Regions from separate parts of the Homo sapiens genome. Here region 1 is linked to region 2. Evidence: chromatin loops called from intact Hi-C (ENCODE). Cell type or tissue: heart left ventricle. All regions are shown on one strand.

Region 1 (8,000 bases), 130 kb before region 2:
TAGGGGTTTAAAGGACTAATGCACATGAAGCCTGTTATTTTGAAAACACCTAAAAAAGGTGTTTGACAAACACAAAACATTAGCATTAATTATTATGCTTTTAATGAATGAGGTATAGAAACAATAAGACACATAGGCATCAAAAATAAAGAATTTATCATCTGATGAATCCTACTTTAAGTGTTTTGGAAACAATTATTGTGTAACTTCCAAAGATTATTCCAAGGATTATAAGAGATTTTATTAATAACACAAAGAGAAGCGGCAATGAAACATTTCTTCTTTGTCTTCTTCATTTATTCATAGACACACAATTATATTTTTTAAATCGAATTTTGGCAAATATGGTTGGATATATTTGATACTCAAGATAAGAAATTGTCCATTGGCTTCTATTAATTCCAGTAGGAATAATATGATATTTAATCTACTTCTATGTGTATATGTCTATGTGGATGTATGAAAGAGAGAGAAAGGAGAAGAAAGTTCTGAAGTACTTTTAAAATTTTTTCATTCAATCTTTGTCCTCTGTAGGGACATGGATGAAGCTGGAAACCATCATTCTCAGCAAACTATCACAAGGACAAAAAACCAAACACTGCATGTTCTCACTCACAGGTGGGAACTGAACAAAGAGAACACATGGACACAGGAAGGGGAACATCACACACTGGGGCCTGTTGTGTAGTGGGGGTAGGGGTGAGGGATAGCATTAGGAGATATACCTAATGTAAATGATGAGTTAATGGGTGCAGTACATCAACACGGCACATGTATGCATATGTAACAAACCTGCATGTTGTGCACATGTACCCTAAAACTTAAAGTATAGTAAAAAAAAGAAAATAAGTAAATCTTCATACTTCCTGCTCAGAGAGAATTAACTTAGACTCTGCTGTTAATCTCTCTCTTCAGCTCATTAATTTTATACCTGCTGGGATCATAAACATTTTTAGAAATTAAATCTGAGTGGTATTAGTCTCAAGAAAGAAGATTTTCCGTTTTAAAAAATCCAGACTCTGAGATGATATCTATGGCTATCAAGTTTCTCTGTATGAAAGATTCACCTGTAAAATTGAATAGTTACTGCAGAAGGTGCCAATACATTGCCTGCAGGGATGTTGAGCAGTCCCCATGAGAGGGGCTGGTTGCCATGGCTTTGCTCTGAGTATTATTATTTTAGAAAACTCTTCCAAGGCCCTGGGTCTTGCTTTTGTGATGATGGGTTATTAGAAACTGACTTGTCAGTAAACCCAGTTCAAATCTATCTTCAGGACTGCTTCAGATGGACTTACCCGAGGATACTGACCTATGGACAAGAATGCCAATTTATATATTTGCACTAAAAAATAAGAACTGTCCAGAATACGAGGAGGCTGACATTCCCACGACGTGTGTCGTCCTTAAGTATTGGCAAACTGTCCTGGAACACTAAATAATCAGGAGAGGATTTGATTTTGGAGTGAGAATGAGGGAACTGTCTCCTTACTAGTAGGGTAGATTCCAGGAAGTGGATTTACTATGTCAAATGGAATTAACCTGGCTAAAAGTGACAATAAAAGGGCCCATCTTTCATTTCTTTTGGTAAAATTGAGATTGTAATTTATCTTATAATTGTTTTGAAAACTACAAATATATATCATTACACGTCTATCAGAATAGCTGAAATAAAAATATGACAAAACAAAATGCTGCTGAGAAGGTGGAGAAACTAAAGCCTTACACAGAGCTGGCGGAGAGCACAGTCACTGGAAAACAGTTTGGCAGTGTTTTAGAGGACTAAATATGTAATTATCATATGTCCCACTATTGCACTTTCGGGTATTTATCCCAGAGGAATTCCAAGTTATGCTCACATGAAAGCCTATACACAAATGTTCAAAGTAGCTTTATCATAACAACCAAACACTAGAGATGACCCCTATGCACATTGCATGGTGCAGCCACGCAATGGAATACTACTCAGAAATGAAAACAAATTGTACTGTTGATACATGCGGCAACTTTTATGAGTCTCTAGAAAATTAAGCTGAGTGAAAAAGTCACTCCCAGAAAATGATATACTGTATGATTCCATTTATATAATATCCTTGAAATGACAAAATTATAGAGATACCTGTGGTGATAGAACTACTCTGCATTTTTTTCTTAATTTTTAAAACTGATACGTAATGATTGTACATTTTTCTGGAGTACACGTGATATTATGATACAAGCATACAATGTGTAGCAATCAGGATAAATGGGATATTCGTCACCTCAAATATGTATCATTTCTTTGTCTTGGGAACATTCCAAATTTTTCTACTAGCTACTATGAAATATAAATTATTATTAATTATAGTTATCCTACTGTGATATCAAACACTAGAACTTATTCTTTCAATTTAACTGCATTTTTGTACCCTCTCTTCATTGCCCCACTTGCCTCATACCCTTCACAGTCTTTGGTAGCCACCATTTTACTGCCTACCTCCATGAGATTTACTTTTTGAGCTCCTACAAGTGAGTGATAACATGTGATATTTGTCATTCTGTGACTGGTGTATTTCACTTAAATAATGACTCCAATTGCAACTATGTTGCTGAAAATGACAGAATTTCATTCTTTCTATGGCTGAATAATTTTCTATTGTGTATGTACTATATTTTCGTTATCCATGCATTCATTTGTGGACACCTAGGTTGAATTTTGGCTATTGTGAATAGTGCTGTTATAGACATGGAAGTATAAGTATAGCTTCTATATGCCAATTTCCTTTATTTTTAATATATACTCAGCAGTGGGATTGCTGGATCATATGGCAGTTTTATTTTTAGTTTTTTGAGGAACCTCATACTGCTTTCCATAGTGGCTATACTAATTTACATTCCCATCATCAGTGTATGAGAGTTAATCTTTACTCACATTCTCACCAGCTTCTGATTTTTTTTGTCTTTTTAGTAATAGCCATTCCTAATGGGATGAGATGATATCTCATTGTGGTTTTGATTTGCCCTTTCCTGATGATTAGTGAGGTCGAGTATCTTTCATACACCTGTTGATTATTTGTATGTCTTCTTTTGAGAAATGTTTTTTCAGATCCTTTGCCGATTTTTTAATTGGATTATTTGTTTTTTTGTGTTTGTTTGTTTGAGTTTCTTCTCTATTGTGGTTATTAATCCCTTCTCAGATGGATAATTTGGAAATATTTTTTTCCATTCTGTAAGTTATCTCTTTACTCTGATGATGTTATCTTTGCTGTGCAGAAGCTTTTTAGCCTAATGTAATCCAATTTGTCTATCTTTGCTTTTGTTGTCTGTACTTTAGATGTCTTACACAAAAAGTCATAGTCTAGAGCAGTGTCCTGAACCATTTCTTCAATGTTTTCTTCTAGTAGTTTCATAATTTCAGGTAGTACATTAAGTCTTTAATCAATTTTGAGTTTTTGTGTATGGTGAGAGATAGGAGTCTAGAATCGTATTTCTGCATATGAACGTCCAGTTTTCCCAACTCCATTTATTAAAAAGACTGTCTTTTCCTCAGTGTATGTTCTTGGTACCTTTGTTGAAAATGAGTTGGCTGTAAATACATGGATGTATTTCTGGACTTATTATTCTGTTCCACTGGTCTATGTATCTGTTTTTATGCCAATGCCATGCTATTTTCTATAGCATAGCTTTGTAATAAAATTTGAAATCAGTTAGTGTGACACCTGTAGCTCTGACCTTTTTGCTCAAAGTTTCTGTGGATAGTAGGGGTTTTTGTGGTTCCAGTGAATTTTAAGATTGTGTTTTCTATATCTGGGAAGAATTTCATTGGCATTTTAATAGGGATTTAATTGAATCTGTACAATGAGTGGTATTGACATTTTAAGAATATTAATTCTTCCAATTTATAAGCATGCAATATATTTCTGTTTCTTTGTGTTCTCTTCCATTTATTTCCTCAGTGTTTTATAGTTTTCTTTATAGATCTTTCACTTCAGTTATATTTGCTTGTATGTATCATTTTTGTAGCTATTGTAAATGGGATTGCTTTCTTAATTTCTTTTTCAGATTGCTGTGGGTGTATAGAAATGCTATACACAATATACAACATTCTTGCATGTCGATTTTGTATATTTCAAACTTACTGAATTTCTTCTTGAGTTCTAAGAGTTTTTTGATGGACTCTATAGGGTTTTCTAAATATAGCATGATGTCATCTGCAAGCAAGATAATTTGACTTCTTTCTTTCCAATTTGGATCTCTTTTTATTTATTTCTCTTGCCTAATTGCTCTAAGATTTTCAATACTATGTTGAATAAAAGCAGTGAAAGTGGGCACTCTTATTTTGTTCCAGATCTTAGTGGAAAAGCTTTCCATTTTTCCCATTCAGTATAACATTAGTTGTGAATTTGCTATATATGGCCTTTATCATTTTAAGGTATGCTCCTTTCATACTTAATTTGTTGATAGTTTTTATCATGAAGAAATGTTGAATTTTATTGAGTGTTTTCAAGCATCTATTGAAATGATTATACAGTTTTATCACGTGTTTTAGTTTGCATATGTTGAAACGTCCTTACCTCCCTGGATTGAATTCCTTTTGACAATGGTGAATGATCTTTTTAATGTATTTATGCCTGAGTTTGCAATTTTTTGAATTTTTGCAATCAGACCATGGCAATAACCTTGAGCAGTAGGATATAAATAACTCCCACATGCTTAGCGTTCCACTGATGGAACACTAGGCATAAATGGATTGCACGGTTAGTTTTTGGTTTTCTAGTATTTTGTTGAGAACTTTTGTATCTCTGTTCATCATGGATATTGGCCTATAGTTTTTTGTTGTTGTGTTTCTGTCTGGTTTTGGTATCAGAGTAATGCTGGTCTTATAGAATAAGTTTGCAAGTATTCCCTTTTCTTCAAATTTTTTTCCTATATGTGTTTGGTAGAATTCAACAGTAAAGCCGTCATGTCCTAGGTATTTTTTTTTTTGATACGAAACTGTTTATTACTCCTTCAGTCTTGTGGCTTGTTATTGGTCTACTCTGATTTTCTATTTATTCTTGGTAGGCTGCATGTGTCCAGGAATTTTTCCATTTCATCTAGATTTTCTAATTTGTTGACATACAGTTGTTTATAATATTCTCTAATCATCCTTTGTATTCTGTGGTATCAGTTGTAACGTCTTCTTTTTTGTCTCTGAATTTATTTATTTGGGTCTTTTAAGTTAGTCTAATTAAATGTTTGCAATTGAAATTTTTTTTCAAAAAACCAACTCTTTAATTAATCTTTTGCATTTTTTAGTCTCAATTTTATTTCTGCTCTGATATTTACTTTCTTCACTACTACCAATTTGAGGTTTGGTTTGTTCCTATTTTTCTAGTTTCTTGTGGTGTATTAGTATGCTTATGTCTTTCAAATTTTTTTGATGTAGGTATTTATTGCTATAAACTTCCCTCTTAGTACGGTATTTGCTGTATCCCATTGGTTTTGGAATGTTGTACTTCATTTTAATTGTTTTAAGGAATGTTTACAATTTCTTCTTAATTTCTTCATTGGCTCATTGGTTGTTCAGGAGCATGTTGCTTAATTTCCGTGTTCGTTGTCTATTTGCTAATAATTCTCCCCACCCTATCTACTACCTCTCACCAACACAAATAAGAAACAAACAGAAGGCTTTTGTGAGAAACTTTTAGTGTGTATACCACTGGAGATCATTAGAGTCCTATGGAAGCATAGTTTATATTAGACCAATGATATCATTTTTCTAATTGGGCAGATTGAGGACCACAGTAGAGACATAATTTGAACTACAAACTGTTTTTACTGGTGAAGATTATTACCACTGGTTTTAATCTTCCTGTTACTTCTCAGGGCAAAAGAATGATTGTGATAGCACATTTTAAGGGCTCTTTGCTGGTAGAAAAGAGATATAATTGAATCCACTCTGCCTTATGTGTGAGGACACATACACACTGTCTCACACTTAAAGAACATACTTACTATTTTCCCTTTTAAAAAACAATGTGCATTTATTCCCAGGATAATTTGAGAAATAATTAAAATCGGTAAAGAAGAAATTAAAAATCATCCTAATTTTTCCACTAATTTTAACAATAAATATGTGAATCTGTTAAGAAGTTACACCTATATTCTATAATTTTAATTAACATTTTTACATTACTTAAATTCAACAGTTTTTTTTTTTTTAAAGGAAGTAGTACTGGTTATAAAGACAAATACTTAATGCAAGTGGGGCTTAAAAACCTAGATGATGGGTTGATGGGTGCAGCAAAACACCATGGCACATGTATAGCTATGTAACAAACCTGCACATTCTACACATGTATCCTGGATCTTAAAGTAAAATTAAAAGAAAAAGAAAAAGAAAAAAAAAGACACAAAGATTGAGCTTCAGTCTATAAATCTCTCCACTTGAGAATTAACCTTTATAAAAGATAAGCTTCTTGTTAGTGGCTTCCTTCTTCTGCCAAATACCCAAAGACTCACTACTAAGTCAATGCACTTTATCTTTCCAAATTAAATCCTCCTGTAGCGAGCCTGATAAAGATGATGTAAGTAGTTGGCAAAACATGATTTTATCTTCACTTTTTAACTTACATTTTATTGAATTGAATGCTCTTCATCTTCTTATTTTATTTTTGGCTTTAAGAATCATGGTTTTAAGTTCATTAACCACCATTATTAAACTAAAGTATATGTAAATGAAAACGGATTTTCCTCTGAGAGAGCATACTTTTTTATGCATAAAAAGAATGCTTTTCATTTTCAAAGAAAAAGTACTATTTGCTATTCAGATACATTTTAGATAATTTAAAGGTATCTGCCCTACTTTCTGTGGGCCAGAAATCTGCTTACATTCTTCATGTTATTGGAAAGAGCTGGTATGAAAAGGCAGTGGAATAGAAAACTGCGGTGTAATGAGGACAAAGATGGGGGGAAGAGAGGAAATTTAGAGACTAGGAATTTTCCTGACTGTCAATCAATGACATTCCCAAGAAACACCCATTCCATTAAAATGATCTGCAACAAGTGATATAATATGGTTAATTAATTGTCACTAATTACATTAGGGCATTATGAATTGTCTAATTTAAAACAAGGAAAGCTTCCAGAGACAGATTATTTCATGACTGAAAGCTAACCCAGAACCACCACACATATTAAAGGACCAGACATTCTGTAGTCTATGGCAAAACACATGTCTTCTGGTATGAAGGGTGCACATGTGATTCTTGGGAGGAAGGCCCTTAAACCAGGCTATGACTTACCAAGAGCAGAGTCTATTATACAGGACCCAGCCTTCTAGGCAATGTTATGAGTCATTACTCTTTAGAACTTACTGAGGTGAGATGGATTTCCCAATTTAATTACTTGACTAGCAGGTTGGTGTGATTACTACAGTCGATCTTTGAAACAGGGGTACCAAAGCCAGGTAAACCCGGGGAGGAGACATTTACCTGGACCCTAAGTAGGAGACCAGTAGGCAAGTTGGCACTATTTTGGCTCCTGCAGGCAGGTGAGTCTACCCCAATATTGGGTGAGCCAAGAAACAAGGCCTTAGGCTACACAGCAAATTTGAATTTCCCCATAGCATGCCTGACCAACGACATACTTGTTACCCCTTCCCTTTGTCCTTTCTTCTCTAATGCCATTTCACTATTCTCTTGACCATTTTATTTCATTTCATTTTTTTGCTCTGAAATATATGTTTCACTTGCAGTTTTTGCTTTAGCTTCTTGTTAACTGTATTTGGTCAATTGTTTGATGCAAGACTCTTGGTTGTGAGATGTCCCCCTTCGTGTTGATTCTGGGATGCCAATCGCGTTGTTCAGCGGCACCAACTTGGTCTTTGGGGTTCACTGGTGGCTGTGAGATTTTCAGCATTTGGTGTGGTGACCCTTGTTAACCGATACCAAGGTACTCTGGGTTTTTGCATTTGGTATTGTAGGCTGCCGCATGGATGCTCTGGGGTTTTGGGTAATAAAATTCCCTCCAGGATTGTGAGA
Region 2 (8,000 bases):
TACATGTACACAACGTGCAGGTTTGTTATATATGTATACATGTGCCATGTTAGTGTGCTGCACCCATTAACTCGTCATTTAGCATTAGGTGTATCTCCTAATGCTATCCCTCCCCCCGCCCCCCACCCCACGACAGTCCCCTCACAATTCCTGTGGGTACTTTGGCTGACTTTTTGTTACAAACAGGATAATCAACTTATCTGGGCTTGCCCAAGACGTTCCCGATTATACAATAGAAAGTCCTGCACCCTAGGAAACCTCAGTCCCAGGCAAACTAGGGACTTCGCATGAGTACTCACCTTGCAGCCTTGATGAGGCTGCAATCACCATGCTGACTGGGGCCAAAGTCGTTTCAATGTTTGATTGGGGCAGGGGCAAGTTCTGTTTCTGAGCTACTCAGTGGTTGCTGACACGACTTAGTTCCTTTGGAGCTGTAAGCCAGTGGGGTCTTCAGGTCCCACTGGCCACTGGCCAGAGGCTGCCCTCAGTTCCCTGGCAGGTGACCCTTTCCATCAGAGTCTGACTTGAGATCCAGGGAGAACGTGCCAGCAAGATGAAATCACCGTCTTTTGTAATTTAATTACAAAAGAGACACCTCATCACTTTAGCCAAATTCTATTTGTTAGAAGCAATTCACTAACTAGATCCAGCCCATCCTCTGAGGGAGGGGAATAAACAAGGCAGGACTACCAAGAATAGAGGGAGATCTGCCAGAAGCTTTCTGTGCAACAGAGAATCAGCTGCAAGAAGAAACAGCTGAGAGAAGAGTATCTTATAATGGTGATAAACACATTTTCTACAGAGCACGTAACCATAAATTTATCTGATTAAGAATATGCTCAAACAATAGATAGCAAAGACAAATTTATTCTCAATTTTCTTTTAAAACATTTCACTACTCATGGCCGGGCACAGTGGCTTAAGCCTGTAATCCCAGAACTTTGGGAGGCTAAGTTGGGCAGATCACTTGAAGTCAGGGGTTCGAGAGACCAACTTGAGCAACATGGTGAGACCCTGTCTCTACTATTAAAAAAAAAAGAAAAATTAGCCTGGCCTGGTGACACATGCCTGCAGTCCCAGCTACTGGGAAGCTGAGACAAGAGAATCAGTTGAACCCAGGAGGTAGAGGTTGCAGTGAGTCAAGATCACAGCACTGCACTCCAGCCTGGGCAACAGAGTGAGACTCCACCTCAAAAAAAAAAAAAAATCCACTACACTCGATGAACAGATAAAAGAGTGTAATTTTGTGAGTGTGCATTTGTGCAAATGTGTGTCGGGGTGGAGTAGGTTGTTTTGAATTCCCTCTTTTATTTCAGCTGATTTTTGAAATTATTTTTTATTTACAGAACTCCAGGAATAAACTATATAATTAAAATTATAAAAAGAACAAGTCTTAAAATAAAAGTATTCTTAAAGCCTGAGCTTTCCTGCTTGTCTAAAGCCATTATTTTCTCTGACTTTCTGATCTTTTCAATCTTTCAATGTGTATTTCCCCCCACTAAAAACTGCTTTTTCCTATAATATTTCTCTTTCTCCCAAATCCATCCTTAATCCTTTGCTCTTCTAATGTTTGTTATTCTTTTAGATTTCAGCACAGGCGTCACTTTTTCAGGATTTTCTGAACTAATAAAATGTTCTTTATTAAACATTCTCATACATATATATTTCATGTTCTGGCATTTACCACAGTTCTATCTTTACACTTATAATTATTTATTTATGTTTATTTCCTAAAACATTAGCTTCATGTGGGAACTCACCATGTTTTCCCTACTCCAAGACTAATGTCTTGCACAAAGGGTACAGTAATCCCTCCTTATCCTTGGATATATGCTCCAAGACACCCAGTGGATGCCAGAATAGTACCATAAATAGTATTGAACCCTATATGCACTATGCTTTTCCCCGTACATACTTATGATAAAGTTTAATATGTAAATTAGGCACAATAAGAGATCAACAATAACTAGTAACAAAATGGAATAATTACAACATATTATTATAACAATTACGTGACTATGGTGTATCTTTCTCTCTCTCATAATATCTTCTTTTACTGTACAGCAGTAACTGAAACCCTGAAAAACAAAACCCTTGATAAGCAGAGACTGCCGTACTATTTTTAATCACTTGCTGAATAAATAAATAAAAACACATGTTATAATTACCTAAATGTTTCTTTGCTAAATTAATAGTTTTTTCTGAATTGAAATTCTTGTTTTATTTGGTTTGTATATATTTAGTGAAGGAGTAGATAGGTAGTGTTAAATTAAATGTGGCCTAATGCCTCTTCTCTTGAATCAATTTGTAGCAAACTGCAGCCTAATTTTAAGAATATAATCTTGTAACAAGTAGCTGTGTCTCAGTCGCTTACATGAGATAAGCTTCAGCCAATCACAGGCTGCCAACTGCTCAGGCCATGTCCATATAAGGCAAATGCCTCATCACACCCTGCATAAAGAAAGTCAACACTCAGCTGCAACCAACCACACAAGCTATATACGTATATGCTTCCTTGTTTCGTTTATAAATACTGCCTTCCCATGCGCTGGGGGGAGCTGTCTGAACCTCTCATGGTTCTTTGTGCTGTTTGATTCATAAATTTGCTAAAATAGGCTTTGCTAAATTTATTTTGTCTAAAGCCTTTCTTTTAACAGTAGATATAACTGTACACAAAATACAGTAGTTTATTTTCTCAACTTTAATATTTTTCTGTGCTAAAAGTTATCAATATTTCTAGTCAATAATAAAAAAGTTATGCTATTGGATATTCAATATCCAATGTGTATGCAAGTTATGAATACACTTAAATGCATCTTATTTGAACTTACACATTTTTATGGCATATATATATATATAGTATGCACCACGAAATATAGTAATCATATGCCCTTTTATTTTGTTCATTTAGATAACGAAATACTTTAATAAAAAATAACCTATGACATCTTTACAGAATTCCTATGGAATTGTTTGGACAGGAGAATATATTCATTTTCAAAAAGAGGCTAGTGATGCTCAGGACGATTAAGTAACTAGCCAAAGGTTATGCAGCTTCTAAAAACAAAATGCTTTTTCAGAAAGTGTGGGTACAATTGAACTCTTTTTAGTTCTGTCAAATTTCTCTCTTTATCATGTACCTGTAGTTTCAGATGCATTAGTGGCTACTTTGGCTTTCATGCCTAGAGGAGCATCATCTGTTGCAGGCAGGATGGGTAGAGGGTCCAGCAGCCTCTTGTCTTCCTGCCTGATTCTTCAGTATTTATCTGCCAAATCGAATTACCACAAGAGGGCACAATGACCTATGAAACATTCTCTCCCTATGCTTTCTGTTTCAAATTGATTCAAAATAGGAGAGATGGAGAAAAAAAGAAAAGGCAAAGAATACTTTTAAGTAATTAATTTCTAACTATTTTTTAATCCTGGCATTGTAGGCATGCTGATCAGAAATTTAAAGAACTTCTACTCATTAGGCTAGACAAACATATGTCCTGCACTGATTTGACATATCTAGAAAGATTCATCATAAACACATTTATTAATGAACATTTTATGAACTTTTACACGCCGAAGATGCTTTCATGTAGTTACCACGAAGGTCTACGTTTGGCTTAGAGGAAGCACAACTGAAATATTCTTTCCTTTTTTTTCAGTCCCATACACACTCTGGTGTCAAGCTCAGTACTCCTATTTACTGGGAGTCCTTCCTTAATGGTATCAGACCTACGAATTACTTTTTCCTCTTCATGGGCATTAAAAAATCTCATTATTTGCCTTTTTTCTCACTCATATGTTGAGTCAATTTTAGGTGTTAAATTCTGCACTGGGATGGGGATGATGCAACTTTCAGACAATGGCTTGGATGAACTCAAAGACTAGCAGAGAGGAGAGAAAAGTAATCTTTATACAAAGAAGGAGGACTTATTCGTGATTCTTATTTTACAGATGAGATAACTCCCTCATGAGTTTAAGTAATTCCTCAAAACCACACCAATGACAATTTGACTTTAAAACCCATGATTTTTTTTCTTCCAACACTCTGATAAGGTCATGGATTTTTAATTTGCTTTCAGCCTTTTGAGGATCGTCACAGATCCTCAAGTAGTTTGCATTAAATGCAACAGAAGTGTATCAACAACTAATTTGTATACATTATTATTTGATTTAATTTTCGGTACATTAAATATTTTGAGAAATGCCATTATGATAAGTAACAAATTCACTTTTACTCTTGATGTGAGATGGAACTATATATAGAATTACTGAGAAACAAAAAATTTGCAAATTTATTTATGCAAAACAACATCATTGACCGAAATTCAGAAAGTATTTTTAGTTATTTACTCTTTGTGATGAACTGTGCTATGAGAGCTAAATAGAGAATAGATTAAATGAATGTGGTGATCAACCACTAGGAAGACTTCACAGACGATGTTCTTTCTGATAGAAAGTTTTTAAGGCTTTGGAAGAAACTCTTCTGTAAAGAGAGTTAAGACAATTCCAAGGAGCAAACTTGGTATGAGAAATGACATCCAGATGAGGACTTAAAATGAGTAATGATATATTTGTGCAATTTACAATAACTGGTAGTTAGATTAATTTACAAAATAGGCAAGTACTTGAAAATAATGATTATTCATCAAATATTTGTTTTTACCTAAATATTATTAGATAACATATAAATAATAAAAAAACAACTTCGCTTGTCTCAAGAAAATTTATATACATAAAATATAAACATATGTACTATGATAGTATGAAAATATAGTTTTAACCAACTTCTTCATATACATATCTACATTAGATTTCAGGAAAGAAATAAGTTACAATGAAATTAAAATAAAATAATGTATCTGAATAGTAAATAATAGGTCAAGATACAAAGTTGTTTGAAACATTTGTAGGACAAGACCTTTAAAATTCCCAATAACTATCTTTTAGTATTTGGAGTCATAAAAAAATTGAAAATCATCATCCAAAATTATTGATCCTATTAACATAAAAAGTTTAAGGTAGTAGAGATAGATGGCAAACATGGATGAAAAATAAATATTTTTCGGGAATATTTGTGAGTATCAAAGGATAAGTAGAGCGTTGGGCCTGGCTTGGCTAATTTCTTTTAACTTTTTTAAAGCAATGCTCTCTGAAAATAGGTTTCAAATAATAGCTTTATGTATATATATATATATGTGTGTGTGTGTGTGTGTGTGTAAATAATATATGAGTAATTTCTAAACCTGGTGGTATACTCCCAGGAAATCAGACAGAATAGAAGATATTAATAAAAAGAAAACTGATATATATATATATATGTTTTCAGATATATCTGATTAAATATTAGAATGTTGACAAAGCATGTTTGTGGAAAGGTTATGATTATTTCCATAATGCATGTGGTTTTTCTATTTGTAGCATTACTGAAAACAAACAACAAAAAACTTATCAATTCAAATAAAGCTATTACTGTTAGAGCTTTAAAGGCAGCTTAGGACTAAATAACAAATCAAATAAATATGTGATGTATTTGGGAGAATGGTTTCCACCCCGCTCCCCCCACGCCAAAAAAAAAAAAAAAAAGACAGAATACCAGAGGACTTGGAGAACGTAGTTAAACTTTGCAAAGTTTATGGGTTGAGGTCGCATGAAAATCAAGGTATCAGGTTGGTACTGATCTAGCAGAAGGTCCCACAAGTCAAGTAGATGCTGCTGAATTACAGAGTTGAAAATCACTTGTCAGTCAAAAATTAGCATAATAATATGACTTAGCCTGCTACTAACATGATTGATATTATACTAGTGAGAGTAGTATCTAGCTGGAATGACACTTGTTGCAATACATGATGCCCTCTCAGATAAAAGCTTAGATTCTGCATCAAATTTTATTAGAATGAGAATATTTATAGGTCTTCTAATACGTCTTCACATACCCTTTTTCTATAATAAATTATTCTAGAGCAACATTTTCCTAGGGTTATCTTCAGAAGATTATTTCAATAGGATGTTTATGGATAGCTACTATATTAATAGTTGGGGGAGGATGTTGGAGACTATTGACTTTGTCCTGGTGGTTTTTCTTTGGAAAAATCATTAAAGCTCATGAGTGGCAGCCAAATGTAAATGGCACATGGAACTAAATCTCTAGCTCTGACCTCTCCCTGAAACTTCCATCCCTTGGTTGGACAAATACAACCCGCTCATCATTACTTCATTATTTCTAAAGCCTAAAGTCAAAATTGGAAAACTTCTGCATTTTTAACATTTGTAAATGTCATCACCATTCTCTCACTCATGTAGATTTTTTTAAACTTCTATTTTAAGGTCAGAGGTACAAGTGCAGGTTTATTACACAGGTAAACTTGTGTTACAGGGGTTTGTTGTACAGATTTTTTCATCACCCAAGTATTAAGCCTAGTAGTATCCATTAGTTGTTTTTCCTCATTCTCTACCTCCAAAAGGCCCCAATGTGTGTTGCTCCACTCTAGGTGTCCATGTATTTTCATCATTTAGCTCCCACTTACAAGTGAGAAAAAAGAATTAGTCTCATGTCCAATCTCCCATTCTGTGTATGACTCAGCTCTTTAGGGTCTCATTCTGCCTGCACTGCTCTTTGATATCTAAATCTGTCTGTTTCATCTTGTTACTGCCGTCACTACTTCAATCCAAGCCCTCACAAATTACCACTGCACAATCTTAAAAGCCTTCTCACTGGCATGAATATGCAGCTTTATGCCCTTCCAAGCCAGCTGAATTCATGATGGTCAGATGGTAATTTGAAGAGCAATTGTTGAATTATCTTTCTCCAATACTTAGTTATGTTTATGGATTCTCCTTCGCTCATTGAAAAGGGTCCAAATTCCCCAGATAGGTTTTTAATGACCTCAGACCCTGCACCTAATTCATACTTCTAACTTTATTTCTTCTTTTTGTTTACATATCATTTGGGTTGAATGAGACTATGTAACCCAGAGGGAGAACACAGAGGAACACTGTGCTGTATTGAAGGAGAGAAACATGTTAGGAATAGTGAGTTGAAATAGAAAATAAATCAGTGAATTTAGGAGAAAGGAAGGACGTAAATAAAAACTTATCGATAAATGGGACCTAGAAGAAGTAACTGCTAATATATTATTTTCTTGAAAACACGAAATTAAGGTTAACCAAGACAAAACTGGAGTTTGACCGCATAAGACAAAGAGTCTAGCTGAGGATTACCTCAACATGCCATGCTTATTTGGCTACGTAAACAAGAGGTTGATTCATTGTAATGAGAAGAAATCGTGTTAAAAACATAAATACTCTATTTTGCCAGAATGATACATTGTCCAGTTATTTTACCTTGGGAGAAGATCTGGGAATAAATTGGGGATGTTTTGTCCTATAGAAAATTAATCAAATCATGTGAAAATAGTATGAATAAATCTAAAATAGTTAATTTCAGCTTTTGGACTTAACATGCCCTCTGAGTGTGGTGCAGACCTGTTGGTTCACTCATTAACTGGTCACAGTCAGCATAGGTAATAAACTACATGCTTTTGTATACATGTTGTCTCATCTGTTCTGCTTATGAGCATTCTTCCGTAGAAGAAACTTCAGACATGGAAATGTGCTAAGTTCATTTTCCTGAAACCTAGGTGGGTTGGATTTGCTACTTGTAATAGTAGCAGTGAATTGGTCAGGCTGCACTCATTCCTTTATCCTTGATGACGGACAGGTTAATCCAGGCTGAGATTGGCAGTAGAATAGGTGTCCAGAATTTGTTCCAACCAAACTGAATTCTTTATTTTTCCATCTCTAATATTTATCATATTGTTTTAATCAAGCTTTTCTCTACGCATCTCTGTATTTTCAAATGGCACTTATAATTTAAGCGTCAGGTCAAAGACACTTTGTCAATATTTTTCATGGAATGAATTAATGAGTAAATGTAAATGAACAAATTAATGAATAAGTGAACAAAGGAATAAATGGATAGAAACATATGGGTTGACAGGAAGTTCCGG

Evidence for each region. Hi-C counts contacts between places; a loop is a spot of excess contacts. Peaks named below come from ENCODE experiments on the same cell type or tissue, not always from the same donor. Only the 100,000 strongest peaks of a DNase experiment are listed, where the experiment ranks them.
Region 1: a loop joins it to region 2, with 2.4 times the contacts of the local background. A loop is called at or near these places in 9 of 110 quality-filtered maps.

Annotation. Positions count from the first base shown.
Region 1 is chr2:13,060,415-13,068,414 of GRCh38, forward strand. The region is part of intron 1 of LOC105373436 (a long non-coding RNA gene); the gene reads left to right. Among named protein-coding and RNA genes, the nearest start is that of MIR3125, 330 kb to the left of the region's middle. In heart left ventricle, no CTCF peak of the experiment used is centred here; no DNase peak of the experiment used is centred here; H3K27ac peaks cover 361 bases.
Region 2 is chr2:13,190,833-13,198,832 of GRCh38, forward strand. The region is part of intron 1 of LOC105373436 (a long non-coding RNA gene); the gene reads left to right. The region is part of intron 1 of LOC105373484 (a long non-coding RNA gene); the gene reads left to right. Among named protein-coding and RNA genes, the nearest start is that of MIR3125, 460 kb to the left of the region's middle. In heart left ventricle, a CTCF peak has its summit at 3,289 (motif pointing right); no DNase peak of the experiment used is centred here.